Linked DNA regions of Homo sapiens: all the other regions are linked to region 6. Evidence: chromatin loops called from intact Hi-C (ENCODE). Cell type or tissue: GM12878. All regions are shown on one strand.

Region 1 (4,000 bases), 140 kb before region 6:
TTTGTGAGAAAGGTCTAAATGCTTTCTTGATCTAGAAGTTCAGGAAGTTGAGTTACGCAGGGATGAAGGCCAGACAAGGGTAAACAGTGGAACCAAAACTTGAGGGCTTTTTTTTTTTTTTTTTTTGAGACAGGGTCTCTCTCTGTCACCCAGGCTGGAGTGCAGTGGTGCGATCTCAGCTCACTGCAGCCCTGACCTCCTGGGCTCAAGCGATCCTCCCCACTCAGCCTCCTAAGTAGCTGGGACTACTGGCATGTGCTACCATGCCTGGCTCATTTTTGTATTTTTTGTAGAGGTGGGGTTTCGACACATTGCCCAGGCTGGTCTTGAACTCCTGGGTTCAAACGATCCTCCCGCCTTGGCCTCTGTAAGTGCTGGGATTAAGGGCATAAGTCACTGTGCCTGTCTGAGGGACCTTCTAAAACTTGCGCTCTCTCACAGGTTTTGAAACACATTGGAAACCAAATCCCTCGCTAAATTCATCTCCTAGAAAAGTATAGAAAACAGGACTGGACTTGTGAGCTTTGTAACTGTAACATTACTGCTAACTTGTCCCAATCAGGGCGTGAGGGTCAAGCAGATACAGCATCTCACCTAGGCTAGGTACCTAGGAAGGGAGACAGTGCTGGTTAAGGCAGGGCTGAGTTGTGAAGGAGGTGAGGCCTACAGCCACTCCCTTTCCTTCTTTCTGCCCTAATTCCCGCTGTTCCACTATACCCAGGACTTGAAATACCAGCTCTTCTCTTCCTAAGAGAGGTATCAGATGTGGCAGAAAAAGGGAGCCTGGGTTCAAATTTATCCCTTACTAACAGTAAGTTAGCAAGCCTGTTTAACTTTAGGCAAAGCAAATAGTCTTCCTTTCTGAATTTCAATGCTTAAGGTCTGTAAAATGGGGGTGACAATAATTCTCGCTTTGGCCCACTTCAAAGGGTTGCTGTGCGATGGAATGAGATAGATAATGCTGTTATAATGTTATGCAAATGTAAATCACTGCTATGCAAAATAACTTACTGCTATTTCCAGAAACTCCTCTTTGGATTTAATTTAATCAAGAGTGAGAATATAAGTTACTTATTCTATGCTCTGGGTGCATTTGTATTTTAAACCTCATCAATTATCTTGGACGCTTTCCTAACTGAAGTAGATTTTGGCAACAGCAGGAGAAGGAGTTATTTCTTTGGGGGCAGGCGGGTATTTCTATTTTGCCTGAGCTGGTGAGGTCAATGGTAGTTATTTGGCCAAAGTAACATGGAAGAGGGAACAATGTTTACCATCCTAAGGGCAGGGAAGTCCCTTTTCTGCTTTAATGACTCTGGTCTGGTTGCGTGACTCAGAGAGGCCTGCTTTGGGGGAGAAAACGAGGTGGGAAGCAGATGGTGGTAAGAAAAGATCTGAGATTCAACTACATTGGCCCCTTAACCAACCATTGCCACCAGGACAAAGGTGGTGTCACTTCTCACCTTCATTTAAATGCATGCATCCTATAAATATCATTGAGTGCCACCATGTGCCAAGAGTATGCTGGGCACTGGGCGTCTAGACTTGAATGAGATAGACTGGTTTTGTCATTCTGCTGCTTGTAGATTAAGAGGAAGATGGAGATTAAGCAAGTGACCAGAGAGGAAGTATCAAAGGCTACAGGGGACTAGAGCCTTAGAGTGAGGGCTGTAACCTAGCCTAGGTGCCTAAGGAGGCTGCTCTGAAACCTGAAGGCTGAATAGAAGTTGGCCAGCCAGGAGGTGAGCATGTGAGAAGGCCACAGGAAGAGAAAGAACAGAAAGAAGTCAAATTAGGCTTTGGGGAGTTTTTTCCTCTTCGTGGCTGTCCTTGCTGCTATTTTAAACATGACTCCACCTGGATAAAAATGTAGGACACTGTGACCTCTGTGTGTTTGTCCTCTACCTCCATCTCCAGTGGCCTAAGATGGGCAGTAGGACAGAGGAGGGCAGTTTAAAGTCTGACAACAGGCTTAAGACTGTTTTATACACAGCTGTGAGTCTATCATTACATTTCCGTGCATGTTGATTTTCGTCATGATGCTGGGCAGCATCCGAGCAAGGCCATGCAAGATGGGACAGAGGGGGATATGGTACTGTCTTCCATCCTGCACCCCAACTTTGATGTTACTTCAGAGGGATAGAGGAAGTGGTAGCTTGTTTACAACCCAGAGCTGGTTTTGAAGCTGAGAGGAACACCTCACTCATATTGCACGATTCAGCTCTAACTCCTGTCCTGGGTGACCTTGCCTGTGGCTGCTCCTATCTCACAACCCAGTGGGGGTCCTGAAGGTTTGGGAGTGGTCAGGGCTGAAAGGTGTCTTTTCATTTAACTTATGAAGAAATCGTAAGAGACAAGATGATCAAGACAAAAAATTACATAATAATTTGGTTGCAAAGCCAGGACTAGAATCTATGTTTCTAATGCCACCTGCATGCACTATTTCTCTCTGGAGGCCTTCACACAAATTTGCACAGCTATTTTATATACTTACCTCATCTGATACTCTCAGCAGTCCTGTGAGATTGGTAGGGATTAAGATCTCTATTTTACAGATGAGAAAACTGAAGCTCTGAGGAGGTTTGGCCAAGTCCCCACAGCTAGAAAGTCAACCTTCTGACTCAGAATTCAGCGTGTCTTCCACTGCGTTCTGTAGTTGTGCAGCAGGCACAGTCTTGGGGGGTTGCTGATTATCTACCTGAGAATGGTTTGGAATGTAGATAATGATTAGATAGGAGGGCTTGCAAGGAGTTAATTAACCATGTTTGAATATTCTTACCAATTCTCTAGCATTCAAGTTGCAAATCAACATCAAAATGAGCAAGTAGCTGGCCCTGCCCTACTAGTCCTTCTGTGCAAGGGGCCATCTGAACCTTAAGCCAGCAGTTTGTGTGGGCAAACAGATGCCCATCTTCAAATCCACACTTAGGAGACTCCTGTCTCTGTTTTCTGCTGGGACTCTGACACTTGCTCTTGCAGAGAAGGTTCTCATTAAATATATGTTGGAAAAACCCCAATAATTGAATCATCTACAGGATGTTCTCACTTTAGCCATATTCCCTTCATTTTCCTTTGAGGGCTAAATGGGAGTAGAGATATCTTTGCTGCTGGTCCTGAGAGACCATGGGGTTGTCCATTCCTGGTAAGGTGATGCTGACCAGACAGAGCTGATCTAGATGAGGGGTGGGAGGTGACAGTGGTTCAGTGGCTTTCTTGGAGGATGCATGATTGTTTGAATTATTATTTTTAATTGACATATATAAGTATATAATAAATATATATGTTATATATATGAGTTAGAGCTGAATTGCACAATATGAGCAAGGCGTTCCTCTCAGCTTCAAAACCAGCTCTGGGTTGTAAACAAGCTACCACTTCCTCAATCCCTCTGAAATAACATCAAAGTTGGGGTGCAGGATGAAGGCACCCCAATAATACCACACTGGGGAAAGTGTGGTATTTTGATACCTGTATACAATGTATAATGAACAAAGCAGGGTGGTTAACATAGAGAATGCATGATTTGCTTGGTGGGGAGAACTGGATGGTTCTGTAATTATGTTGAGATGGACAGAAAGACATCATCTGACTTGGGGAGAAAATCGGGTGTGGGAGGAGGTGGGAGAGTGCAGAACCTGAGGCAGAGGTCCCCAGCAAGTCTGGCATGGGGTAGGGTAGGGTGGTTGAATACTGGCTTCAGGGAGATGAGGCAAGCTGGCCTGACTCTGGCAGGTTGTCAGTGGTAGTCCTAGGTAGAGGAGGGGGCTTTGCTAAGCTACCTGAAAAGTACTAGAGTGGGCCGGGGTAGGAATCGGGCTACCGTGGCTTGTCGGAGATGAGGAATGTTTTTAGAAAATTGAACTGACCATCCCTTCCTTCCCCTGAACAGCAGCTTGTATGCAACTATAAAGGTAGTCTCCCTTTCAGCCCTGCTTGCTGTGTCTTTATTCTTATCAAAAACCAGGATCTGAGTTCAGAGGGCAGTGAAACATAAAATGAAATA
Region 2 (4,000 bases), 120 kb before region 6:
GATTTCGGTGGTTTTATTGGAAACTTCTCATCATTGGCTTAGACTTGCAACCCTAATTCCCCCAGAAGTGCTCTGTGTGAGCTAACAGGTAAGAAATGATTAAAGAGCCTACAGGGTGCCTGGCACCTAGCAGACCTCAGTGCCTACTTCATCCGCAAGTGAACGCATGAGTAATCAGTCCCTTCATCCAAGCCATTGACTTCCTCCCCTCTATTTATAACAACCCAGAACTTGAGGACTGGGTGGTAGCAGGTCCTTCCCCTCACTCTGAATAATAGGAGGTGAATCATTTCACCTCTCCGGGTTGCCAGGGCACGCAGGGGGCTGAGGGACAACACTTGTGGGGTGATATGGACTTGTTCGATGAAGATGCCGAGGCGAGTCAAGGTGTGGGTGGCATCCACTGTTGTGAGCTGGCGGTGGATGCTAGCCTTGGGCCTGCGGCTGTTTCTCCAGCTGGGGACAGGGAGGCCTGTGCGGATGCTGTGGCTCTGCAGATGCCGCTGACAGCACTTTGAAGGATTGGTTTGGCCAGAGACCCAGTCCACAGCCTGCCTCCTGTATGACTCATTCTAGCTGCATATTTTGGTAGCATGAGGGCTTGAGATGAGATAAAAGGAGCACTTCTTAAGAGTGGAAGCTCCTAGGTTCTTGATTAGCACTTGAGAAATATAATGTTCTCTGCAGGTCCTAGAGGCCTTAAAAAAATTTGAGTATATTTCACATTACATAAAATTAGCCATTTTAAAGTGAACAGTTCAGTGAACTTAATATCGCCGCAATGTTGTGCTACCATGATTTCCAAAACATTTCCATCGCTCTGAAATAAAACCCCTTACCCATTAAGCAGTGATTCCCTCCTCTCCAATCTCCCAGCCCCTCGTAACCACTAATCAGCTTTCTCTCCCTATGGATTTACCTATTCGGGACATTTCATATAAATGGTGTCATGCAATCATGCAATATGTGACCTTTTGTATCTGGCTTCTTTCACTTAGCATATTGTTTGTGAGGTTCAGCCACATTGTAGCATATATCATCAGTATATCCTAGAGTTTTAATGACCATCCCAAATCCCCAAAGACAAGCCCCCCCGCCAAAAATGGTACATCTTTCTAGCTACCGTCATTTAGTTCCAACTCCTGCCAGGAGGCAGGGGAATCAACTAGATTCATTGTTTCCCAAAGAAGCTGCATTAGAAATACCTGGGGTTGGGGTGTGTCTCCTTTTTTTTTTTTTGAGACGGAGTCTCGCTCTGTCGCCCAGGCTGGAGTGCAGTGGCATGATCTTGGCTTACTGCAACCTCTGCCTCCCAGATTCAAGCAATTCTCCTGCCTCAGCTTCCCGAGTAGCTGGGACTACAGGCACGTGCCACCGTGCCTGGCTAATTTTTTGTATTTTTAGTAGAGACGGTTTTTCACTGTGTTAGCCAGGTTGGTCTCCATCTCCTGACCTCGTGATCTGCCTGCCTTGGCCTCCCAAAGTGCTGGGATTACAGGCATGAACCACCACGCCCGGCTGGGTGTGTCTTTTAAAAAAGACTGATTCCTGGGCTCCAGGCAGAGGGCGACAGAGCCGGTAGGCGTGGAGTGGGGCCTCTTAGGTGATTCTGACCTTCAGTGGGGCATGGGACCCCCCTAGGCCAGGTGATCTTTGGGGGGTGGGGTGGGAGGAGTTATCTTGACTCTTAACGACCTGCCAATGAGCCAGATGCTGTTTGTTGTTTATGATGCAGTTTCTGTGTTCAGAGGTTTCTGTGGCATGTAATTTTTCTCTGTTTGCCTTCTGAGGGGAGGCACTCGGCCCCTCCCTGCTGCCTTAACAGCTCCAATTAATTGTGTCTCATTTATCAAGCTCCAGCTATGCCCTGTGAGCTAGACAGGGGAGAGGGAAGGTTGTTCACACCCCGGGGTTGTGGTTATAGCTGATTGCACGTCAAGGTTATGTTCCTGGGAAAACCACCCTCCCACCCACTCCCAGGCCAGTGTCTTCTGGGTGTGGGACCTGTGTGGGGGATTGGCGATGGAAAAAGGCTTGGGGAGGAGGAAAGGGGAGATCAGGGGGAGATCCTTGGGGATGGATGGAAAAGGAACCAAACAAACCGGAAGCCACTGATTAAGTAAAGGGATCTAGGGACCTGTGGGTTGTTCTTGATTGCTGGGGTCTGCCCTGGGCTGCTGGTGTCTTGGCCACATGCCATGGAGAGCTAGCAGGAAAAGCCTGCTTTGTTGACTTCTTTTCTTTCCCCTGGGGGTGAGGATGGGGGCAAGGTGGAGACAGAGGAGACAGGTGAGGCCAGAGGGTAGAATGCATGTCTTGATAATAAAATTTACTTCCTGTCAGCCTGCCTGCTGGCTCCCCTGTCCTGCGCGCATCCATTCCTGATTCCTGCAACTAGGTCTGCTGTGGGGGGATGGGCACCCGGGCTGCCTTGGGGATCAGCTGTGACTCACCAGGGAGTTATTCTTATGACCAGGATGTGCCTGACATCTCGCCAAGCAAAGGAGCTGAGCTGTTCCTGCGAGTGCCTGGTGGCCCTCGTACAAGTCATTTCTTGCCAGGGATTTTATCCCCCTACTGGGCTGCCCCTTTTCAGTCTGCTCTTATGAGTAAAAGGGACATCTAATAAAAAAAGCTTTCCTTAAAAAAAAGAAGAGAAAGAAACAAAGTAACAAACAAACAGGTGTTTTACCAGGCTTGCCTTCTAGAGGTTTTCTTTTTTTCTTTTTTTTTTTTTTTTTGAGGTGGAGTCTCGCTCTGTTGCCCAGGCTGGACTGCAGTGGTACAATCTTGGCTCACTGCAAGCTCCGCCTCCCGGGTTCACGCCATTCTCCTGCCTCAGCCTGCCGAGTAGCTGGGACTACAGGCACCCGCCACCACGCCCGGCTAATTTTTTGTATTTTTAGTAGAGACCGGGTTTCACCGTGTTAGCCAGGATGGGAGTTTTTCTTTGTAGAAAAGCCCTTGGATGTTTTGAGGCTTGCCCTTGGTGCTCTTCTCACCTTTCACCTGCCTTGGGATTGGTGAGGAGGTCTCCTGTCCTCTGAGTAGATCGATTTCAGCAAGTTATCTTCAGACCTTTTGCCCACTCTGATCACTGAAAGCTTTGCAACCTACTCAAAGCATTATCTGAGTGTTACCTGCCAGAGGGAGCATTTTGATGTCATCTTTGAGGATGCCCAAGTTGAATATTTGAGGACTTTTTATCCCAGATCCCAGGGGAACATGGGTGATTTTTTTTTTCTAGGTTCCTAGTCCTTTATTGTATTGACATTTGCATAGTTTTCTATCCCCACTCTGGTTCAAGAGTGCAGATGTTTTGGGAGGGGAGGAAACTTTTAGCTGGGATTCCCAGGGCACATGTGTTGTGAGTTTCTGATCTCCAGATGGATCCAGGGGATTGGGCTGGAGAGGAGGAAAAGGGAAGGCTTCAGCGACCGGAGGAGATTCCTTTAGCTGCTTTCTCTTTGTAGCATTCTGGATTAAATAATTTATTTACTTCTATTTCTTATTTGCACTTCTCTGTTAGTGCTTGCCTGGACTTCTCTATCTGGGAATGAGGAGAGACATTTTGGAAGGACACATATTCCTAGGTCCTTTTCTTTAAAGTAAGGTCGCCTTTCAAATGTTTTTCAAAAAGAGTTTGATCCTGGATCAAATTAAATGCAGGTATTTAAAACTCCAAGTAACGTCGTTAAGGATTAGCTGCTTTGTCCTTCTGCCAGCCAAATATGTGGCACAGGTGTTTCTCTTTTCCCTGATGACATCTGAGAGCACCTCAAGGAGTGGGTGGGGAAAGTTCGAGTGTGCTGGGGGGAGGAAGCGAGAGAAGGAGAAAGGAGCTGTGGGTTTTCTGCCGCAGAGCCTTGATGAGAAGACAGCTCGGAGGGCAGGTTGGCCCAGGCTTGAACTGTCATCAGTCTAGGCTTACTCGTGGGTGGGGTGGACTGTGCGGGCTGGAGTCCCAGAAGCTTGATTTCCTTCCACGTGTGCCTCAGAC
Region 3 (4,000 bases), 400 kb before region 6:
CTAATTTTTTATATTTTTAGTAGAGATGAGGTTTTACCATGTTGCCCAGGCTGGTCTCGAACTCCCGGGCTCAGGCAACCCACTCACCTTGGCCTCCTAAAGTGCTGGGATTATGGGCGTGAGCCAACACACCTGCCTTTTTAGATGAATTTTAACTGAAAACATACAAGGAGGAAATGGTGTATTACTTACTTGACAACACCTCTTTATTGATTCCCATATTAAAGTCATTAGAAATTCCTCGATTAAAAATTCTAGTTTTTTTTCTTAAAGCTTTTTACTTGAAATCCTTTTTGCCACACTTTCATTCTTGGCTTTTGGTTTTCTCACTTGGTTGGCATCCTTCACATGTCTACCATCAAGATAAACCTGGTTGTAATGCCACAACAGAAAACCCCAGGCCAGGTGTGGTGGCTTATACCTATAATTCCGGCACTTTGGGAGACCCAGGCAGACAGATCACCTGAGCCCAGGATATTGAGACTAGCCTGAGCAACATAGTGAGAGCCCATCTCCACAAAAAAAATACAAAAATTAGCCAGGGGTGGTGGCGCATGCCTGTAGTCTCAGCTACTTGGGAGGCTCAGTTGGGAGGATCGCTTGAGCCTGGGCGGTTGAGGCTGCAGTGAGCCATGATCATGGCACTGCAATCCAGCCTGGACAACAGAATGAGATTTTTGTCTCAAAAAAGGAGAACACCCCCACAATCTCAGTGACTTAACAAAGGTTTCTTTCTTACTCACACAAGTCGCCCCTGCTTTCATTGTCATCCTGGAATGGAAGTTGCTGGAGGCTTTATTATCCTTCAATGTTGTCAGCTCAATGTGTGGCTTCAAGATTCACCTTTGCAAGGGAAGACAGCCTGGAGAATCCCACCGTAGCTCTTCCGTGCTTCTGCCTGAAGTGACACATATCGCTTCTGTTCCCACTTCATTGGTCAATGACAGCCAGATGGCTGTAACTGACTTTTAGAGATGAGGAAGCACAAACATCCCGTGTGCCTGGAAGGCAGAAGAACTGGAAATCAGTGGTGATGGTGCTCACATTGCCTTTGAGTCCGTCACTTCTATCTGGATTAAAGAGAAATACTTCTACAGAACTGAAAACAAACGGGCCCTTTAGTTGACTTCCTGGAAGGCAGAAGAACTGAGAGATGATCCTGACTCTTCCACTAATTCTCTACTTGAAACACAAATTATTACATGCCTCAATACCTTAATTTTCCTCTAGGTAACATAAGAACATGAAGCTTCTTTTCATATGTTCTTATGTCACAAAGTGGCACTAGACACTTGAACTGGGGAACCCCACCCACTCTCCTACCCCCTCGAACCCAATCCCTTCTCTTTTTACAAAGAGAAGCCATATGATAGTATATGTTAAGATAACTTCAGAGCATTGCCTTTTCCTGCTGCTCTAAAAGATTTACTTGCGGGGTGAAGGGGTGAGAAAGTGCATGCTTAGCAAAGGTTGAAAACGAAGTTAATTGGGAATCTTATTGACTTGGTATTTGTTTGATATCAAAAGAAACATCTTGGGGTCTGACATTTGTGACCACTGGGAATTCTGTAATTAGTTTCTCAACCAGTAGTAGGTATGTATTCTACTCAAAATTCTAACGACAAAACTTGAGAGCGCTAATTGTTTAACATTGTCTAATATTCTAGCTATTTTTAGAACCATTTGACATTTAGTGGGAGCTTGAAATCTAATAAAATTTCTTTCAACCAGAGGAATTAAGTAATTATCAAAAGACAATCATGAAGGGCTAGGGTAATAAAAAATTACTTCTTTACTAATTCTGAATTAATTTACCATCCACCCTGTTTTGAACTTCCCAGCCTTTCTCCTAAAACTCAGGGGATCTCTACAGCTTGTACTTCATTGCAATTTGGGCCTGTTTAGAAGACCATGATGATATTTTGCAGTGCCCCATACGCTGACATCTGCAGCACAGTCCAGTGAAAAAGGAAATGAAACAGCGCCCTCTAGTGTCTGCTGTTTATTTTTGCATGAAGCTCAAATGTGTATTGAACCACACCAATCGAATTATGATTCCGGTCCCCCGCCCCACTACCACCCTGAAACCTTAGACGCAGGACATTATGAGAATATAGCTTTAGAAAACACATCAAATGCCAAGGACGTTTTCTGGAGAACAGTATGGGATTTATTTTTATGCATACCGTACGCATTACTCCAGGAAATACCAGCACTTGGCATCCCATGCAAATTTTGCCCTTAATATCCGTTTCTCTAATGTGTTGACAAAAATAGCTGTCAAGAAAAATTAAGTACCTCTTTAAGATGTTGAGAAATAAACAATCTGATCAAGAAAAACCCATGCAATATTTAGTGGTCTTTTCCCCCCAGCAGAATGTGAAATACTTTCACATGCACCTACAGCACAACGGCAATAACTCTGTTCTGACTAATGGAAGGCTCTGTTTGTGATGGTTTAATTATGTTTGCTGAAATACGACTCTCATATAAGACAACATCTCCATGGCAGAGGGACAGATCTCTGTGTCTATAGATAGAAATAAAATACAAAAGACTCATCATTCCATGAAGAACTCAGCAATCAAATTCTATTTGCTAAGGAAACAAATGGAGGAAGAATGTTCACTGTACATTTCGTTGTGTGTTTCTGTTTGCATCTAGCCTCTAGGTTAGCTGTTGTTTTGTTCAGTAGCATAAGATACTGATGGTGAAATAATTTTGAAATTAAGATAGTCTCCTATTGGACGAAATAACAATCCCTTACACAAATGTAGCATCTTTCATAACAAATGCTTTGCCACTGTATTTAATATTGTTCAGTCCTAGATCATGCTGCATTCTGACAGAGAAATTAGAGGAAAAGTACTAAGTTGAAGTTATATATATCCAAAAGTACTAACTAAAGAAGAACATAAACCTACTCATATATGTATGCTTTTATGTGTAGGTTTATTTAATAATTTTTAACTTCTAATGAGACATATTAGAATGATAGTGACCTTTTGAGCCTTTTAAGAACAAACAAACTTAGAATTCTTTATTTTCTCCCCCTAACTTTTGAATTCCTTTGTGGAATACTTTAGGGTACAAAAATCCACCGATATTGCCCTATTTTAATTGGGCAAAAATACATTATTTTACTGAAAAAGATAACATTTAATTACTTTAAGGCTTGAAAACCTTTGCGTTGGATCAACCTAGTATTAGTGGAATTATTTAAATTTCAAGACTGTAGGCACATAGAAATTTGTTACTGAGTTAATTATATGTTAACCAAAGGCAGAAAAAACAAGGTTCCTAGTATTTCCCTTTTATCTGCCAAAAACATTCTTAATTTAACAGGCCATCCTGGTCCTTAAATGTGGTTTATATAACTAGGTGGGTCATTCAAATCAAGAAGTTACAAGTGTGTATTTATTCACACTTTCCATGAGTCTCTACGTTGATGACTGCAAAATGCTGTTAAGGAATATCTGCAGCCGTGCAGGGGACGGAGTCTGCTCTCCTGAAAAGTCACGATCAGAAAGCAATTTGGCAAACTAATTCGACAAGGGGAAAATGACTTAACATATAATGCAGAAGCATCTAGGTGTCATATCAGAATATTCAAAGCATAAAATGAGAAAAAGGGCTGTGGATAGCACATAACCCAATTTTTTCCCCCTAAAAAAGCCCCATATTTGAAATGCTTACTTTGAATCTCCAAGAGAGAAGAAGAGTGGAAGTATTCTGAATATTAATTTAAGATTAGCAGGAATGTAGTGAGTCTAGAGATACTTGGCCACTATGGATTTTATTCATGTCTCCTGTTGTTAGCCTGTTCTATTTGTATTCTCAACCTGGTCATGTTGATACAAAATTACTTTCATTAGTTAATTTTAAGTAGAACCCCAAAACTAAGTTGACATTTGTATCTTGTTTAGACAAATTTCCCTGAAAACACAGGCTGCCTAAATCACAGGAAAACATGTCTCCATCATACAAAGTTAAATGCTTC
Region 4 (4,000 bases), 220 kb before region 6:
GTACTTCCTCTGCTTATCTGCCATAAGGCCTCTTCTTTCATGTTGCCAAAAGCTCCCTCTTCTCAGTCCCTGACCAGGTCTGCTGTACCCACATCACCCCCTGTCCCCAAATCACCTCCTGCCCTTCTCTCTCTTCAGAATTCTGAACACTTGCTGAATTTGATCTTAAGTGCTAGAACTGTAGGGTTTCACATCAAGTGCATTTTAAAGAGACCACTTGTTAATTGAAACAAATGCCCGTTTAGTGGAATTGCAGGGCTGATGATCTCTGGCAGTAAAATAATATACAGTGCGCCAACAAGGTCGGGCAGAGGAGTGTTCATGACCCTTTTAATTGCACTGAGCAGACTGCACCATGCTTCTCAACCCTGCCCATGCTGCTAAATCATCCTGAGAACTCTTAAGAAAATACAGATTCCTTGGGTCCACCCCAGACTTTCTTACTCAGAATCTCTAGGGATGATGAGGAGGACAAAGACCCAGGTGACAACTTCACTTGCTTTAAAGGTTAAGCGGACGCAGGCTGCACAGCCTGGGATGAGAGCTGCTCTCCTTCCCTACCAAGTGCTGGGGTTGTACCCAGCAACTGGGTACCTCAACTTTGAGAGAATCCTGTCAGTACAAGCCTGGCGTCGTGGAGAACACCTTTCCCTCCTAGCTCGTCCTAGATCTCCAATGCCGCTGCCCTGGTGACGAGGAAACACCTTCTCCACTCCTACCCTCATCAGCACAGACTCCATTGCAGCTTCTGCCCCAACAAAACACATACAGGCAAGTCTTACTGAATGCATTATATATTTAAATAAGTGTTAGCGTCCATTATTTTACTGAATCATCGCAATTAAATGAGGTAATTACTATTATTATCCTCATTTTACAGATAAGAGAGTGAAGCCCAAATTAATTAATATACCTAAAGGCACATAGCTAGTAAGTGGTAGGATGTGAACCTAGGGTGGTTCAAATCCAGATTCCTAATTCTTAACCCCAGTGCTTGGTTGCCTTTACATTCTTAGCCACGCGGCCTCCACAAATTACTGCGTCTTCTTTGTACCAGAGGCAACTGTTATGTTGTGTTTTGGAATTCTCCACATTCTGCCCTCTGAGGGCTGGAGACGGATCAGCAGCTTGTAATCCATCAACAGCTTGGAGACTCTTTCTCTAGCAATAAAATCATAGCTCCCACTCCCTGCAGGAAGCCTTCAAGACACAGCTCTCGGGTTCTGTCTTCCCTGGCTCTTGAAACAAAGCCGTTGAAGTGGCTTCCTCCAGGCTCACAGCCAGGCAGTGGTCCACTTGCTTTCTTAATAGGATGGCTGGGGCCCTAATCCTCCAACACATCAATCAAATGGCAGTCAACTGGAACAGTTCATATAAGTAGACACTTTGTACTGTCCTTCCCTTGGTCTAGCCAAATTTGAACTCCTAAAAAGCTCTGAAAGAGGATGGTGCATATCAACTGTACTCAGAATGGTGCTTCTCAACCCTGGAAGCATTTTCAAGTTAACTGAGAAGCTTTTTCGAAAATATCAATGCCTGGGTCCTACTACCCAAGCCTTGAGACTTAATTAGACTGGAATGGAGCCAAGTACCCAGTGATTCTGAAAGCCCAGCTTTAGGACATTGCTGCGGGTCAGCTGCTACGAATATCTTCTAAACTTTGCAAGATGGTTTTCTGTCCCCCTTGGGAAATTTAAGTGGCCTTTTGCCAATGAGAAGGAGGTAACTGTTCATTTTAAAAGAAGCTACTTTCACTTTCCCTTCCACATGTGAGACAGAGAACCCCTGTGGACTGGTGTCTCATGAGAACAGAAACACTCCAGCTGAAACCAGAATGGTCTGCCTTGGTCGTCATGGCTGAAAGACCTGTACTGAGGGCGTGAAGCAGAACCCCCTTTATTAGCCAGAAGAATGAGTATAGAAATGGTAGGCTCTGGGGGCTGGATTCTGGTAATTGGTCCTATTGGATGGACTATCTTCGGACATTCCAGAAACAGAGCTGTCCCCAAAATCTTTAGAAAAAAAAAATGTTGTCACTCTCCCCTGTAATTCATTCCTTGGTCTCACAATACTTGGAATCCAACAATTTTTTTTTTCCCACACTTAATCCAAATGCATCCTGTTGCAATTAAACTTCAGTTGTCTTGCTTGTCCTTGTTTAAAACAAAGGACAGCTGTTCTCACTTGCACAAAGCTCTTGAGGACTGAGCAGAGGATGGTGATAGAGGTAAATACAGCATTGTCTGACCTTGGTTTTGAGTAAACGCTCAGGTAAAATTTTTCTCTCCCTCCAGTATCCTGAGGAGCTAAACAAAAGGGCATCTGAGTTGAAGGTCCTAGATTTAATTCCTGGAATGAATAATGGAGACTTGGGGTTATTTGTTACTGTTGTTCATCTCCAGTTTCTTCATTTATAAAGTTGAATAAAATTGTATTAAGGAAAAGCCACATCTAATGAAAAAATCATCCTCATTTGCATTCATTTTCACTGCTCCTCCATCCACCTCCCACCACCAATAGCTGCACCTGAATTTCCTGAACCAAAAGGAAGGAAAGATGAAGCCAGTGTGTGAGCTGACTGTTTTCTGTAACCTACAGAAACTAGAACAATGTGAGCAGCACAAGGCTGTTGCATTGAAGGTCTGGGAATTTTTTCCAAGAGACAAGTTTGGATTGTTTGTGGGTTGATGAACTGAACAGAGGTAGTTATCTGAGAATCTTAGGGGACTTACCTCAAGTGTCATGTTTCTGTTGGTTTGTGACTGTGCAGTCTGTGTTAACTGCTTTGCCGTCGTTCCCAGGACTTGGAAGGAAAAAAAAAATCCAACCTGCTTGGTGGCTAATCATTTGAAGAGAAGTCTGCAGTCTGTTAGGCAGAATGTCTCACTTCTTTCCCCCTCTGCCCTATTGCCATGCTATTGAGCTGTGTGTCTCTTTCCAGTTTTCCCCGTTGGGCTAGCTCTGTTTTCAATGTTGTCTTCGGCAAATTACCAAAATAGAATTTATGATTCATTGACCCAAATTATGTTCCCACTGACAATATCTGCAGAAATTCTGTTCAACAATAGCTTGCTGACTTTACAGAAAACACACATCACTCCCTGGAGTTCACCCGCCCCAAGAAGACCAACAAAAAAGCAAATTAAATCTTATCTCCTCGGAAGTCCTTGATGAAGAACATCCTGGTCTTGGCAATTCACTGCATATTTTCAAAAAGCGTTCAGAAAGCAAGATTGTTAGGGTTTTCTGTGAATTGCAGTTTAATCCCGAGGCATATATGAGAGACCACTCTGTATGAACAGCAACCTTTTATTTTCCCCTAAACCACAATGCTGACATTAAGATCCTAGACTTACTCTGTGTTCTGAGCACCTTAAGGCATCACAGGCATTTATCTCAGTGGGTAATTATCAATCGAGGCAAATGACGAGACAAGCGTCAATCATTTTGGGAAGTTTATTTGCCAAAGTTAAGGACTCACACTCTGGAGACAGGTCTATGCCTTTTCTCTGAAGATAATTCTGAGGGCTTCAAATTTAAAGGAGAAAGGGCAGGATATTGAGAAATACACAATTTTCATGTAGGAGGGGGGTGGGGGAAAATAGTCATTCATGCCTTTGTCTTGCTCAGTGAATCTGCATTTTTACATAAAATAACATAGATAATAAGGCAGAGGAAACGATCAGATCTGCCTTTGTGTCAGGTGGGCAGAAAGGATGACTTTGAGTTCCGTCCTATGTGGCCCTGCACCTGTGAAGATAAGCCATCGATTTGCATTGTCCTGGTGAATTTTAACAGAAATGCTTTGGGGTGAAGATCTTGGAGGCCACAAGGAATTTCCCTGTGGGCAAAGTATGAAGGAGGTGTGTAGCTTTTCATCTTGTAGTCATCTTATTTGGGAACCAAAATGGGAGGCAGGTTTTCATGGCCCAGTTCTCAGCTTGATTTTTCCCTTTGGCTTAGTGAGTTTGAGGTCACAAGATTTCTTTTCCTTTCACAT
Region 5 (4,000 bases), 52 kb before region 6:
GGTTGAATTGAAGCCTCTGTTGTGGGTCCAAGGGGCGATGTCCAGCAGGAATCTGGACATATTACAATATCTGGTGCAGCCTTCCGCCACCCTTTGCAAGAATTTTCTCCGTGCCATCTGTGATAGACAATCTTTTGTTCTATACTTGAACATTTCTATTAATGGGGAATTTGCCATATCAAAAGGTGCTTCCATTTTACTTTGGGACAGTTTGCTGTTCATTTGTTCACTAATTCATTTGTGAATTAAAGTTCTCTGGTAAGGGAGAGCCCAGATTCTCCTCCCTCCAGCTTCTATTCGTGGACTTTGTTCTGCTCCCTGGAGATGCACAGTAGATACTTCCTTTTGCATGAAAGCCTTTCAAGTATTTAAGGACCCTGTCATGTTCTCCTGAGTGTCTGCCATTTCATGATGAATATCCTCGGTTCCTTTCCTCATATTCTATAGATCCTCAATCTCTATCTTCTAGGTTCTCCCTTAGGTCTGCCTCACGATGTCAGTGCCTTAAAATGTGGTACCTGGATCTGGCCCCAATAGCCTGAAACATGCAGAAGATGTTGAGATTTTGTCTTCATGATTCTGAACACTCTGTATCTATTAATAAAAACCTCTGACAGTGTTTCCATTTTTAACAGCCATCTCAAACTGGTGGCTCCTATTTTTTTTTTTTTGAGAGGAGGTATCATTTGCATACCACAGGATGCTCAGATATTGACTACACCATTTAATCAGTTCTGAAGGGTGCATGTCAAGATGTAGAGTATTTCCATCAGTCCAGAAAATACTCACGTGCCCCTTTCCAGTCAGTGCTCTCCACCCCCAAACCCCTGCCCCAATTACAGGCAACCACTGGTATGTTTATCACTGTAGCTGCCTATTCCAGAATTTCATGTTTGTATGTTTTGTATTTGGCTTCTTTTACTCAGCATAATGATTTTGAGATTTATCAATCTTTTAACTGGTATCAGTAGGCTGAGTTCACTTTAACTAAAATACCTGAGATCCTTCTTTCTTATGGATCTTATTATACAATCAATCAATCAACAGGACGGATGTTCCCCGTCCTGTATTTGAGCAAACAGGTTTTTGAAACTACATGTGGAGCTTTATTTTTATTTTTGCTTATTTTTTTTTGGTTTGAATTGTATTTTTGGCATTTATTTATTTTTTTGAGACAGAGTCTCACTCTGTCGCTTAGGCTGGAGCACAGTGGTGCCATCTTGGCTCACTGCAACCTCCGCCTCCCAGGTTCAAGCGATTCTCCTGCCTCAGCCTCCCGAGTAGCTGGGATTACAGGCATGCACCACCACGCCCAGCTAATTTTTATATTTTTAGTAGAGGCGGGGTTTCACCTTGTTGGTCAGGCTGGTCTCGATTTCTTGACCTTGTGACCCGCCCGCCTCAGCCTCCCAAAGTGCTGGGATTACAGGCGTGAGCCTCTGTGCCTGGCCCCGGCATTTATTATATTATTTATACAATTAGCCTTTTACCCTTTGCAAATTTGGCAGATTCGCCTTCCAGATCCCTATCCAGATCATTGACAGATGTGTTGAGCTCTGTGAGAACTAGAAGTCTTATCTTGGGTTGAGATCAAACCATACGTCAGCACTCTTGGGATGTGCTTATTTTACCATCAGTGAATTTTATCTGACTGCGTGGTCCACAAAGATCTTCATGAAAAAAAGAATGTTCTGTGTCATTGTCCTGTTTTTCAAATCAAGAATTACCACGAGGAAAGGAAATGGAGTTAGTCTGTTGTGACTTGTGTGTGAAACCATTTGGGTTCTTAGCCTTGACCTCCTTTTCGTCTGAGTGCTCTCAAATAAACTGTTTCATAATCCATTCTTGAAACCACCTTTTCTTCATTAAGGAAATAAAAGTATTTTCCCTATTCTAGTTTTTGAGATCTTTGTTCTTCATAATTCTCCTAGAGATTATTGAAAAGGATGCTATAATCATCCTATCTTTAAGTCTTTCAGTTCCTTAGAATTTATTTTGTACTGATTTTCCTTTAACTTAAATGGTTTTTCTTGTCCAATTTGAAGATTATTTTCCTTGATAAAGATAAAAGCAAAATAGAATTTTTTTTCTATTTTTTTTAGACCCAGCTTTACTACTATGTTGTTATTCAAAGATTTTTTTCTTTTTTTTTACTAACGAAGTCTTTATTTCTTTTGTTTTCAGCTTTCCAATCAGCCAGAAAACATAAAGTATTTTCAATTCAAAGTTCTAGTAAAGATAGGAAGAACTGGGTGATGGTTTTCATAAATGAATGAATGAATGAACGAATGGATGAATGTGTATCAAGTGCTCTGTTTTTTTAAATTGATACATATGATTATGTCTGCTATTATTTATTCTATTGGCCATCAGAGCAATGATCCTATTCCTTTCTAATTCTTTATAGAACTTGCCAGATAACCAATCCACTGACCCACCAGTCTGCCAATTATTTTGGTAATTTGAAACATAAACCTTGATTCATTTTGAACTTATCTTGCTACTATTCCAACAGACTACTGGCTATGAGAATTACAGCTGGAATTAGCTAGCAGTAACTGAATTTGTTGCTCTTGGTTATATGACCTTTTTTCCCATCTTGAATATGTTCTTTAGAAACCTGAACTCATCAGGAACTTTTCTGGGTAGCTGCCTGCTAGAGTCCTAAGTTGGGTATCTACCACACTTCTTCCTTTTAGAGTATCTGTGGTTATATTATGTTTTATTATTATATTATCTGACCTTCCCATCTTCTTGAGAGTTTTTGGCCCTGGGATTATGTCTATATTTTTATCTGAACAGTTTGATTTCTTCATTCCTAAAGGCTAGTGCCCTATATCCTCTTTCATAACTTAAGAATGCAAAGATGGGCCAGACGCGGTGGCTCACGCCTGTAATCCCAGCACTCTGGGAGGCTGAGGTGGGTGGATCATTTGATGTCAGGAGTTTGAGACCAGCCTGGCCAACAAGGTGAAATCCTATCTCTACTAAAAATACAAAAAAAAAAAAAAGAATGCAAAGATGACTTTGTTTCTTCACAAGGTTCTTGTCACTTACTTTTACCAATACAAGTTCTCCTTTGGGGGTCAGAATTCAGTCCAAAATGCGTGTTCTCTTAACTGTTGCTGTTGATAAGACAAGAGCCTTTTCCCCAAAATTCTGAAGAGCACCATTTTCTAAATGAGCAGTGTATTTTCAGATACAAGCTATGCTTGGTCATGTACCTGCTTGTTATTTCATTAATGAGTTATTGTCAGAGTCCTCTGGGAACTCTCAAGAAATGGGGTGATTCATTTCCTGAGGTTATGTTGGGTTCGAGGAGCTCTTAAAGAGAATTAACTTGGCAACGTACACATAGATAGACTTTAGCATTACCACTGAGTGGGCAGATGGCTGCCATCATGTCTGGATAATAGGTTGACTCTGTTGGTTCAGTTTGCTTTAAAAGTAATATAAACCTTTAGCTTCACACTGGTTACAAGAAGGAGACTGAATGAGTTAATTTATCCAAATATCTGTTTCAAAATTTTCTTAAACCAAAAGCATATCTGCCAGGTGAGATTTCTCCCCTTGTGAGAGATTTGTAGGGGGAGATTACTTAGTCTCCCATTGACATTTATTATTCTGCCTTGTAACCCTACCAGTTGGTTTAACCCCTAGCCTTTTTGTAGCAGTATCTTTTTTTTTTTTTTTTAAGGCAGGGTCTCGCTCTGTCATCCAGGTGGGACTGCAGTGGTGCAGTCATGGCACACTGCAGCCTCACACTCTTGGACTCAAGCAATCCTCACACCTCAGCCTCCAGAGAAGTAGCTGGGACCACAGGGGGCACCACCACACGTGACTAATTTTTTAAAAAAATTTTCTGTAGAGATGTGGTTCTCATTATGTTTCTCAGGCTGGTCTCAAACTCCTGGCCTCAAAAGATCCTTCTGCCTTGGCCTCCCAAAGTGCTGGGATTACAGGCATGTGCCACCACGCCTAGCCAAATCGATTTTAATAA
Region 6 (4,000 bases):
AGATCCTGAGTTCCACAAGGTATGTGATGAGTTCGGTTTCCAGTGTCAGAATGGAGTGTGCATCAGTTTGATTTGGAAGTGCGACGGGATGGATGATTGCGGCGATTATTCTGATGAAGCCAACTGCGGTAAGATGTCCAGTCTGCCTCCTCACATCCTAATCCTCTAGTTAACAGTGATGCCTGCAGTTACAGGGACACTCACCGGCAACCCCACTGCAGACTTGGCCTTCCCGTAACTCAGCAGCAGTTGCTGCCAGTTCCTGAATACTCATACGAGTTGAGTCTTGAAGGGGGCAGCTGGCACCCAGCAGGTGCTAGGGAAAAGTTTATTTGATCTCCTTTCCTTTCTGTGGTTGGGAAGACCACATTATGTATAAGGAAGGTGGTAGATAAGGAATTATGGTAAATATTATGGAGTGACCTCCCCCTAAAAGTGACAGGCCACAATGTAATAGTTATTGTCATGATTGGATTACCATCAATAGTTGTTTTATTCCTTTGGTAAAATGTCAGAATTAAAATTCAGGTGATTGTTCTCAGGATATTGTAGTATAGATCAGAGGAACATGGGTTAGGGGCTGGGAAGATGGGGTTTTGTTTAGTTTGTAGGTGTATTTTTTGTTCCCCATTGGGTCCATGAAGCTGCCTTATCTCTTTATGGGTGGGAAGTGTGGGTTGCCCTGGAACTTGGGTCTGGAGGAGGATGCCTAGAGTTGGAGCCCTGTGTTCACACTGATGCAGGGAAAGCAACTGATGATGTGGTTGATCTCTGCAGAAAACCCCACAGAAGCCCCAAACTGCTCCCGCTACTTCCAGTTTCGGTGTGAGAATGGCCACTGCATCCCCAACAGATGGAAATGTGACAGGGAGAACGACTGTGGGGACTGGTCTGATGAGAAGGATTGTGGAGGTAAGAGGCCCCTGGGGCCTGGGTTAGCCCCATAACCAAGACACACCAGAATAGTTCCACCAGCTATGCAGGATGTGCCTGGCTGATTCCGTGTTTTGGGGGGCATATTTTTGTGAGAGGAGTGACTCAAATTTTTTCTGTTCCTCTTTCTCATTTTGAAATAAGTGTGGTTGGTTTCTCCTATTTTCAGGCTATTTATTCCGTATTTGCAGGGCAGAGTGAGAAGTCTAGAGCCTTCCTACTCAAAGTATGGTTTGCAACCAGTAGCATCTGCATCTCCTTGGAACTTGTTAGAAATGTAGAATCTCTGACCTCACCCCAGACCTACAGAGTCAGAATCTGCATGCTAATAAGCCCCCAGGTCCTGTGTGCTCCACAATGCATTTGAGGAGCACTCATGTGGAATGCAGACTTGCCCCTTTCCTTTCTGGCATTCTCATCTCTGAACCAGGTCGTGGAGTAGTTGCGGTTGAATTAACTAGAACACAATGCTTTGCCTCAGTAGGAATTCTCTTAGCCACCCTGTGCCTCCTCAGCCACCTGTTTCTTTCACCAGCCCCTGCAAAAGCAAACTTATCTGAATATTAACCGAAATCAAATATAGTAAGGGAAATCTACTCCCCAAAAGGGAAAAGAATATTGCCTCTTCTGACAACCCATTATACATGATTTCTAGATTAGCCGCTGCTCAGAGCTGTGCCAGTCACTGGCCTCCCTCAGCAGGTACAGCTAAAACTGGGACATCCGCACTAGGTTTGGGACATATTTGGTCTAAGATCAAGCTGCTTCTAATGTTTTGGGTTTCCGTGCTTGGTGTTTTTCTCAGATTCACATATTCTTCCCTTCTCGACTCCTGGGCCCTCCACGTGTCTGCCCAATTACTACCGCTGCAGCAGTGGGACCTGCGTGATGGACACCTGGGTGTGCGACGGGTACCGAGATTGTGCAGATGGCTCTGACGAGGAAGCCTGCCCCTTGCTTGGTGAGTTCTGGCCCAGGTCCTCTCCTGTGGTACCTGCTATTGTGGAGAGGACCTTCTGGGGGTGTGCTCTGGGCACAATCCAACCGGGCCCCATGCCCTGCTGTCTGGGACTCTGCTGTGTGGCCAGGTTGCCTGTTACTAATGGTGTACCTCCAGGGAAGGCTGATTTCTAGCATTTTTTCCTGGATCATAGATGCATAGGAAATTGGAATGGGAGCATCTCATCCTCTATAACTGGCCTCTGACCTTCCTGCAAGATGCCAGCCACCCTGATTTCCACCCAGGCTATGGTTATGCCACCTTTGCTGCCTTCTTAGTGGGAAAGTACAAATTGGAATTAATGTGGAACTTTTTGTGTGTGTATTAAACTCTGGGGAGAGAGCCCAATTCAGCTTGCTAGTTGGCCGGCCTGTCCAACTAAAAGAAGGGTAAGCACTGCCATCTAGTGGCTAAACTCAAAGAGGCAGCTGAAGGTCTGTAGTCACCATATTGTTGGAGGTGGGGTAGAACTTGAAATCCCATTTCGTGTGTGCTCCTAACAGCAGGCGGAACAGAGGTGAGGATCCTGTGTTCTTTCCTAAGCAGGAGTCTACTTCAAACTCAGTTATAATAGGAGAACAAATAATTTTTTGCATGCTTTGCATGATCTTTTCCCTTCTTCTGTGAGCATGTTCTTTCCATTGCTTCCTTGTTTAAAAACATCAAAATCCCAAACTTTAGTGAACCTAAAGCATGTAGGGATCTCCTGGGTTCCACCCAGAAATTCTGATTCTATGTTTTTTATAAAACATTATAAAAATGATGTTTTTACTAGGGTGGTCTTTTTGCCATATTGAGTTTCCTCTTGTTCTCCTGTCTAGAAGATCAATTTTTGACAATTTCTATTTTCCAGGCCCTCTGTGAGCTGATTCCTCCTTGCCTCCCTGGATTCCTTACATCAGCCAAGCTAGATTCCTGATCTTCTTCAGATAGACTTGCTTCTTTCCTGCCTGTGCACCTGCAGCAAGGTTTTGCCCTCAGCAGGAACTCCTGTACCCTCAACCTTGTCTTCCTACTTTCCTTATCACTGAAACCCACCATCCATCAGTGCAAACAGAAGCATGGATTTTATAGCAAAAGAGACCTTGATATATTCATATCATCAGAACTTCTCAAAATGTGATGCAAAGACCACCCTAATGGAATCGCCTGGGGTGTTTATAAAAAAATGTAGAATCAGAATTTCTGGGTGGAGCCCAGGAGATCCCCATATGATTCTTAGGTTCACAAAAGTTTGGGATTTCTGCTTTGAACAAGTAGGGTATTATTCTCCTTTCAAGCTCCACCTCTGTGGCGCTTTCACTGATTCCTTTAAATGATTTCCATCTCTTTTCCAGTCTCATTAAACTTACCCATTGACCTTTTGATTCTTAACTATGATCTGCCATATATTGCTTCCTAATTATTTCATGCGTGTTGATCTTTGCTTCCATAGCCATTGTGTGGACTTCCTGTTTGGGAATCATGCTGTCTACTACTTTGAGTCCTGCTCTGTGTCTCCTACAATAATAGGCAAATAGTCAGTATCCCCTAAAATGCTTCTCAAATTAAAATGAATTGTAAAAGAGAAAACAAAACTTTGTGTCTGTCCTTTCTCCTCAAGGCCTACATATTTATTGAATAACTTGATTATCCTCTTCAAGTTGTTTTTGCTTATTGAAACTCTGACCAGGACATTAATAGACTCTAGCAAATTCTGACTAATCCAGTGATCAGATCTCTGTTTATATATCCTGTTCAGCTTTTGTACTTTCTTTTTTGTGCGCAGTGCTGGGACAAATTTAAACTCATTGTTATCTGTAGCTCGTGGATCTTCTTTGTTTAGTGTAGAAGTCTTCTAACTGGCTTATTAACCTCATATTTCTCCCCCTTTCAGTTTTTCTTCTGATAAGGCCCATACTGATGAATGCTCATGTCCTCCCCAGTATTGGAGCCCTCTGATGCCTCCCTTATTGTCCAGGGCATGATTTGCCTTGGCCTGGCATTCTCCCCCTTTTTATTTTTTATCACCTGTCTCCATGTACCTTGTGTTTCTGCAGAGTGGTTCTGAGATATAGGGAAAGCCCC
Region 7 (4,000 bases), 350 kb before region 6:
TGGGTCACACAAACCCGCCTCCCCCTTTTGGTTCCTAAATAAGATGGCTACAAGATGTAAAGCTACTTGCCTCCCCCCATTTGCCCTCAAGGAAATTCCTAGTGAGCTGCAAGATCTTTTAATGTATTTCTGTTAAAATTTCACCATGGCAATGTAAAATGATAGCTTATATTTATAGGTGGAGTCACCCCCAGCCCACCAGACACATATGCATATCTGATGTTCCCCTGCCCCATTTTGTCTATATTATCTTATGTAAAATGCAGATTCCCTGCAGTTTTCCTCTGCCTCATTTGTCTATGTCATCTTATGTAAAAAAATGTAGATTCACTGAGCCAGACAAAGGCATGAATGACTATTTTTCCCTACCTTCCTCTTACATGGAAATTGTGTACTTCTCAATATTCCGCTCTTTCCCCTTTAAATTTGGAGCCCTTAAAATCAACTTCAGAGAAAGGCATAGTCCTGTCTCCCGGGCGCACACGCTTATATCTTTGGCAAATAAACCTCCTAAAATGATTGAGACTTATCTTGTCATTTTTCTCAATTGACAGGTGTTTCTTAAAACTGTTCAATGCACAACCTGCAAACTGTATGTGGTGGCCTGGCTCGGAACGGAGATTGCAATCCATGCTGAAGCTGCAGTGAGTTCACTGAGTCAGGGGAGTGGCAGCTGATCTGAAATCTTAGTGGTAGCTGGAATCTACAGGTAGGGCTCCACAGACTCCGACTGTGATCACAAACATCATCAGATTCTTGTGAAAACTGATTGATTTGGATGCCAGAAAAGAGTTGCCTAATATCACAAACAGAGAAATCAGAGTTCTATTTCCTAGAGTAGGGATGGATATCCTGAGGACTTCAAAATTGCAGAGGTAGCTGCAGTTTTTGTCACAGTGCCATGGGAAAGGACAAAGCTATCTCCAGAGCCAGGAAGGCTCACCACAAACAGGCTTTTGTAAAATACAAGAACTGGGCATGGAGGTAGTAGGTGCAATTTTGGAAATGCAAAGTATTGGTAGTTAGGAAATGAATATAAATAGATACACACTGCACACACACACACACACACACACACACACACATATTTTTTCTTTTTCCATTTATTCTACTTATGAGCTAGAACTGTGGGACCAGTGCCTTTAAAGTGTTGTCTGAAGTAGCAGGATGATGAGAGGTGAATAAAGATTCTTTTGTGTAGTGAGAGTTAAGCAGGACTACAGTAATTAAAAAGAAAATTGGGGAGGGGGTTGTTAGTGAGGAATACACGGCAGATGTAACTGTTTCTCATGGAGCCCTTGAGGAGATATTGTTAGGAAATGCCAACAACTGTGGGATGGAATGAAAACCACCTTGGGGACATACATATCCAGGAACATGGTGGACTAGATAGCCAAAACATTCCTTCCAGTGCAAACATCTGGAAATACAAGATAAAATGTGATAATCATATTGATAAAAGTATAAATGACCTCATAGAAGGTCAAAGAAATTCTCATCATTCAAAACTAAAAGGGAGCTGGAAATCAGAATAGAAAGCTGACAATAAAACCTTCACTGCCTCCCATGCATTTAGCAATGTTGGTAACCTAAAAGTGGTTATTTTAATGGCTACTGGGAGACAGAAGATGAACTTGCCAGAGCAAGGGAGGATCCTTGGAGAGCAATACCCATGATGACAATGGACCAACTAAAAAAACTCACATCAGAGCAAAGGAAACCAGAAGTAAATTTTTCTGGTTTGGGCTGGGTTATTAGTAGAAAAAGAAAGTCGCCTTTGAGAATTTGTAACCACAGGTCTATACAAAATGACTCTGAAGTTTGGATTTTTGTGAACATAATTCATGGTTAAGAGACATGTAGGTGGCTCTCACCAGTAGTCCCAGCTACCCAGGAGGCTAAGGTGGGAGAATCACTTGAGCCCAGGAGTTTGAGACTGCAATGAGCCATGATCATATCACTACCCTCCAGCCTGGGGAACAGAGTGAGTGAGATCTTGTCTCTAATAAAAGAGAAAGTGTTAAGGAAAAAAGCTGAGCGTTGGGAAGAAAGCTGAGGTGGGGCTTGCGTGACTGACATAATGTCCTCTGGAATGTGTCTAGACTTGCTGGCTCCTTGCTTCTAGCCCTCCTAGGCTCCTAGATCCATTGTATTTCCGTTATCTCAAGTAGCAGAACATGTTCCATATAAATGCTAAACTGTCACAGCTGTAGATCATGTGCCTGCCCTTTTGACCTCCACATTCTCACCACCTGTTTCTTTGTTGGATTACAAATAAATAGCGGGGGCTCCCAGGGCTCAGGGCCTTCACGATCGTGATGGCCCGCTGGTCCCACTTCTCTGTCTCAAACTGGCTTTTTCTCAATCCTTTGACTCCGCCGGGCTTTGTCACCCCCATGACCTGGTGTTGGGTCTGATCACCCCAACGTTCCTGGCTGCTCAATGTGGGGTGACAAAGACCCCGGTGAAGGAACGCTAGAGCGTGTGAAAGCAGAGGACGCATCATCAGAGGACACCTGAGGATGTCTAAAAGAAGCTCAGCAGGAAAGCTGAGTGCTGGGAAGAACCAGGGTAGCAATGGGACAAAGTGAAAGCAGACATTCTGCTTATTTAAATTTCTTAAGGCGTTTATTATGAAGAGGGGGGAGTGAAAGTTAGTGCTCAGAATTTATCACTCTTCAGTGCAGTAAAGCAGTTTTGCCCATGGTTCCCGGAACAAGGGACTATGGAGTTGGATGAATGGGAGAGAATTGGCAGAGATTTTTAAAAAAACATATAAAGGTGGAGCAAATATTCCAGTCTCGGTTTGGTCAATGTGGGCACTAATAAAAGCAGCTCTTGAGCCATTTCAAACAGATCATGAGGCAGATTCAGATGAGGAAGAGGAGGGCGAGTGTAAAAAACTAACTTCAGATTCTGAATGTGAGGAACAGAAACCGGAGGAAATCAAAGAAAGGGAAACCGAAAAAGGTATGTTTTACTAGCCCCTCAGCTCCACCTGCTGAATTAAGTGAATGGCCACCTCCTCTCTCTCCCCTTAGTGGGCGAGAAAATGAATTAGCTACAAAACTTACCGCTCCTGTAGTTGCAACATTAAAACCTGGAGCAATTGGTAGTACTAAGACCCAGTGGAATCTGAGGCTTGTTTATTTAGAGAGCACCTCAATAAACTGAGGCATATCCGGCACAGCCAGTGCCCTTACAAACGGCAACAATTGTCTCCCACCGCGGCGGGCAGTGCTGCCGTGGACCTTTGCAGCACAGTTCTCATTTCCCTGCTTCCTGGGAGCCACTGGAGAGGGTCCCCACGGGAGTTGGGGGACCCTTGCCCTCAGGAACCGTCGGTCTATTACTTGAAAGATCTAGAGGTGGCACTGTGCATACGGAAATGATTGGTTCTGATTATACCAGAGAAATTCAATTAGTTATTAGTTCCTCAACTCTGTGGTCTGCTTCCCCAGGAAAAAGAATTGCTCAGTTGTTGACATAAAGCTGGGAAGCAGCACAGTGAGAAGAACAGGAGGCTTTGGTAGTACTAATCCAACAGGAAAGGCTGTATTTTGGGTTAATCAAGTGTCTGACAAAAGACCTATTTGTACAGTAGACCTGCTGTTGGATGCTTACAGACTGACACACAGGCCTGGTTGGCAGTAGTCTCCGGAAAAAATAAATCATGCGCTGCTTTGCGTAGGGCAAGTCAAGTCATCTTGAAGCTTCAGTTTCATGTTTAACCTGCCTCTGCTGGAGAAAAACAGATTTAATAAGCACACAGGCATGATATGGGCTGAATGTGTTCATTGTGGTGTTTGTGGCCTTTATGATGGGAATGTTCAACCTCTACTACTACATTGGTGCAAAACAAAGTGAAGCCTTCACAACAGAGTTTTAAGACACTGCTCTAGGCTATATTTGGACTTTCTGAAGTGAAATCAGTGGTCATCAACTATAACCACAAATTCATTGAAAACATTGGTTATGTTATTTATGGAGCCTATAATGT

The links. Peaks named below come from ENCODE experiments on the same cell type or tissue, not always from the same donor. Only the 100,000 strongest peaks of a DNase experiment are listed, where the experiment ranks them.
Region 1: a loop joins it to region 6, with 7 times the contacts of the local background. A loop is called at or near these places in 51 of 110 quality-filtered maps.
Region 2: it touches region 6 in a loop (6-fold over the local background); 48 of 110 quality-filtered maps call a loop at or near these places.
Region 3: it touches region 6 in a loop (4-fold over the local background); 11 of 110 quality-filtered maps call a loop at or near these places.
Region 4: a loop joins it to region 6, with 7 times the contacts of the local background. A loop is called at or near these places in 3 of 110 quality-filtered maps.
Region 5: it touches region 6 in a loop (7-fold over the local background); 9 of 110 quality-filtered maps call a loop at or near these places.
Region 7: it touches region 6 in a loop (5-fold over the local background); 63 of 110 quality-filtered maps call a loop at or near these places.

Annotation. Positions count from the first base shown.
Region 1 is chr11:121,447,205-121,451,204 of GRCh38, forward strand. SORL1-AS1 (SORL1 antisense RNA 1) reads right to left here. Exons shown (of 3, transcript NR_183636.1): 2 at 2,492-2,695. Among named protein-coding and RNA genes, the nearest start is that of SORL1, 3.1 kb to the right of the region's middle. RefSeq lists an enhancer at 1,474-1,553. In GM12878, no CTCF peak of the experiment used is centred here; no DNase peak of the experiment used is centred here; H3K4me3 peaks cover 1,819 bases; H3K27ac peaks cover 4,000 bases.
Region 2 is chr11:121,464,307-121,468,306 of GRCh38, forward strand. All of the region lies in intron 1 of SORL1 (sortilin related receptor 1), which reads left to right. Among named protein-coding and RNA genes, the nearest start is that of SORL1-AS1, 13 kb to the left of the region's middle. RefSeq lists enhancers at 1,462-2,661, 2,225-2,294, 3,710-3,759. In GM12878, no CTCF peak of the experiment used is centred here; DNase peaks (open chromatin) are centred at 544 and 3,866; H3K4me3 peaks cover 3,820 bases; H3K27ac peaks cover 4,000 bases.
Region 3 is chr11:121,192,928-121,196,927 of GRCh38, forward strand. No RefSeq gene overlaps it. Among named protein-coding and RNA genes, the nearest start is that of TECTA, 94 kb to the left of the region's middle. In GM12878, a CTCF peak has its summit at 1,984 (motif pointing left); a DNase peak (open chromatin) is centred at 1,974.
Region 4 is chr11:121,365,917-121,369,916 of GRCh38, forward strand. No RefSeq gene overlaps it. Among named protein-coding and RNA genes, the nearest start is that of SC5D, 75 kb to the left of the region's middle. RefSeq lists enhancers at 1,540-1,639, 1,680-1,779. In GM12878, no CTCF peak of the experiment used is centred here; DNase peaks (open chromatin) are centred at 1,695 and 2,707; H3K4me3 peaks cover 1,367 bases; H3K27ac peaks cover 3,214 bases.
Region 5 is chr11:121,537,526-121,541,525 of GRCh38, forward strand. All of the region lies in intron 12 of SORL1 (sortilin related receptor 1), which reads left to right. Among named protein-coding and RNA genes, the nearest start is that of SORL1-AS1, 87 kb to the left of the region's middle. In GM12878, no CTCF peak of the experiment used is centred here; DNase peaks (open chromatin) are centred at 706, 1,726 and 3,286; H3K4me3 peaks cover 865 bases; H3K27ac peaks cover 3,500 bases.
Region 6 is chr11:121,589,263-121,593,262 of GRCh38, forward strand. It overlaps SORL1 (sortilin related receptor 1), which reads left to right. Exons shown (of 48, transcript NM_003105.6): 29 at 1-128; 30 at 778-912; 31 at 1,739-1,894. Among named protein-coding and RNA genes, the nearest start is that of SORL1-AS1, 140 kb to the left of the region's middle. RefSeq lists an enhancer at 602-701. In GM12878, a CTCF peak has its summit at 2,347 (motif pointing left); DNase peaks (open chromatin) are centred at 999, 1,694, 2,319 and 3,736; H3K4me3 peaks cover 2,106 bases; H3K27ac peaks cover 3,932 bases.
Region 7 is chr11:121,234,500-121,238,499 of GRCh38, forward strand. It overlaps LOC105369533 (a long non-coding RNA gene), which reads left to right and starts at 2,304. Exons shown (of 3, transcript XR_948108.3): 1 at 2,304-2,970. It also overlaps the pseudogene TRPC6P5. RefSeq lists enhancers at 1,649-2,188, 2,077-2,266, 2,189-2,728, 2,729-3,268. In GM12878, no CTCF peak of the experiment used is centred here; DNase peaks (open chromatin) are centred at 1,762, 2,932 and 3,732; H3K4me3 peaks cover 1,856 bases; H3K27ac peaks cover 2,812 bases.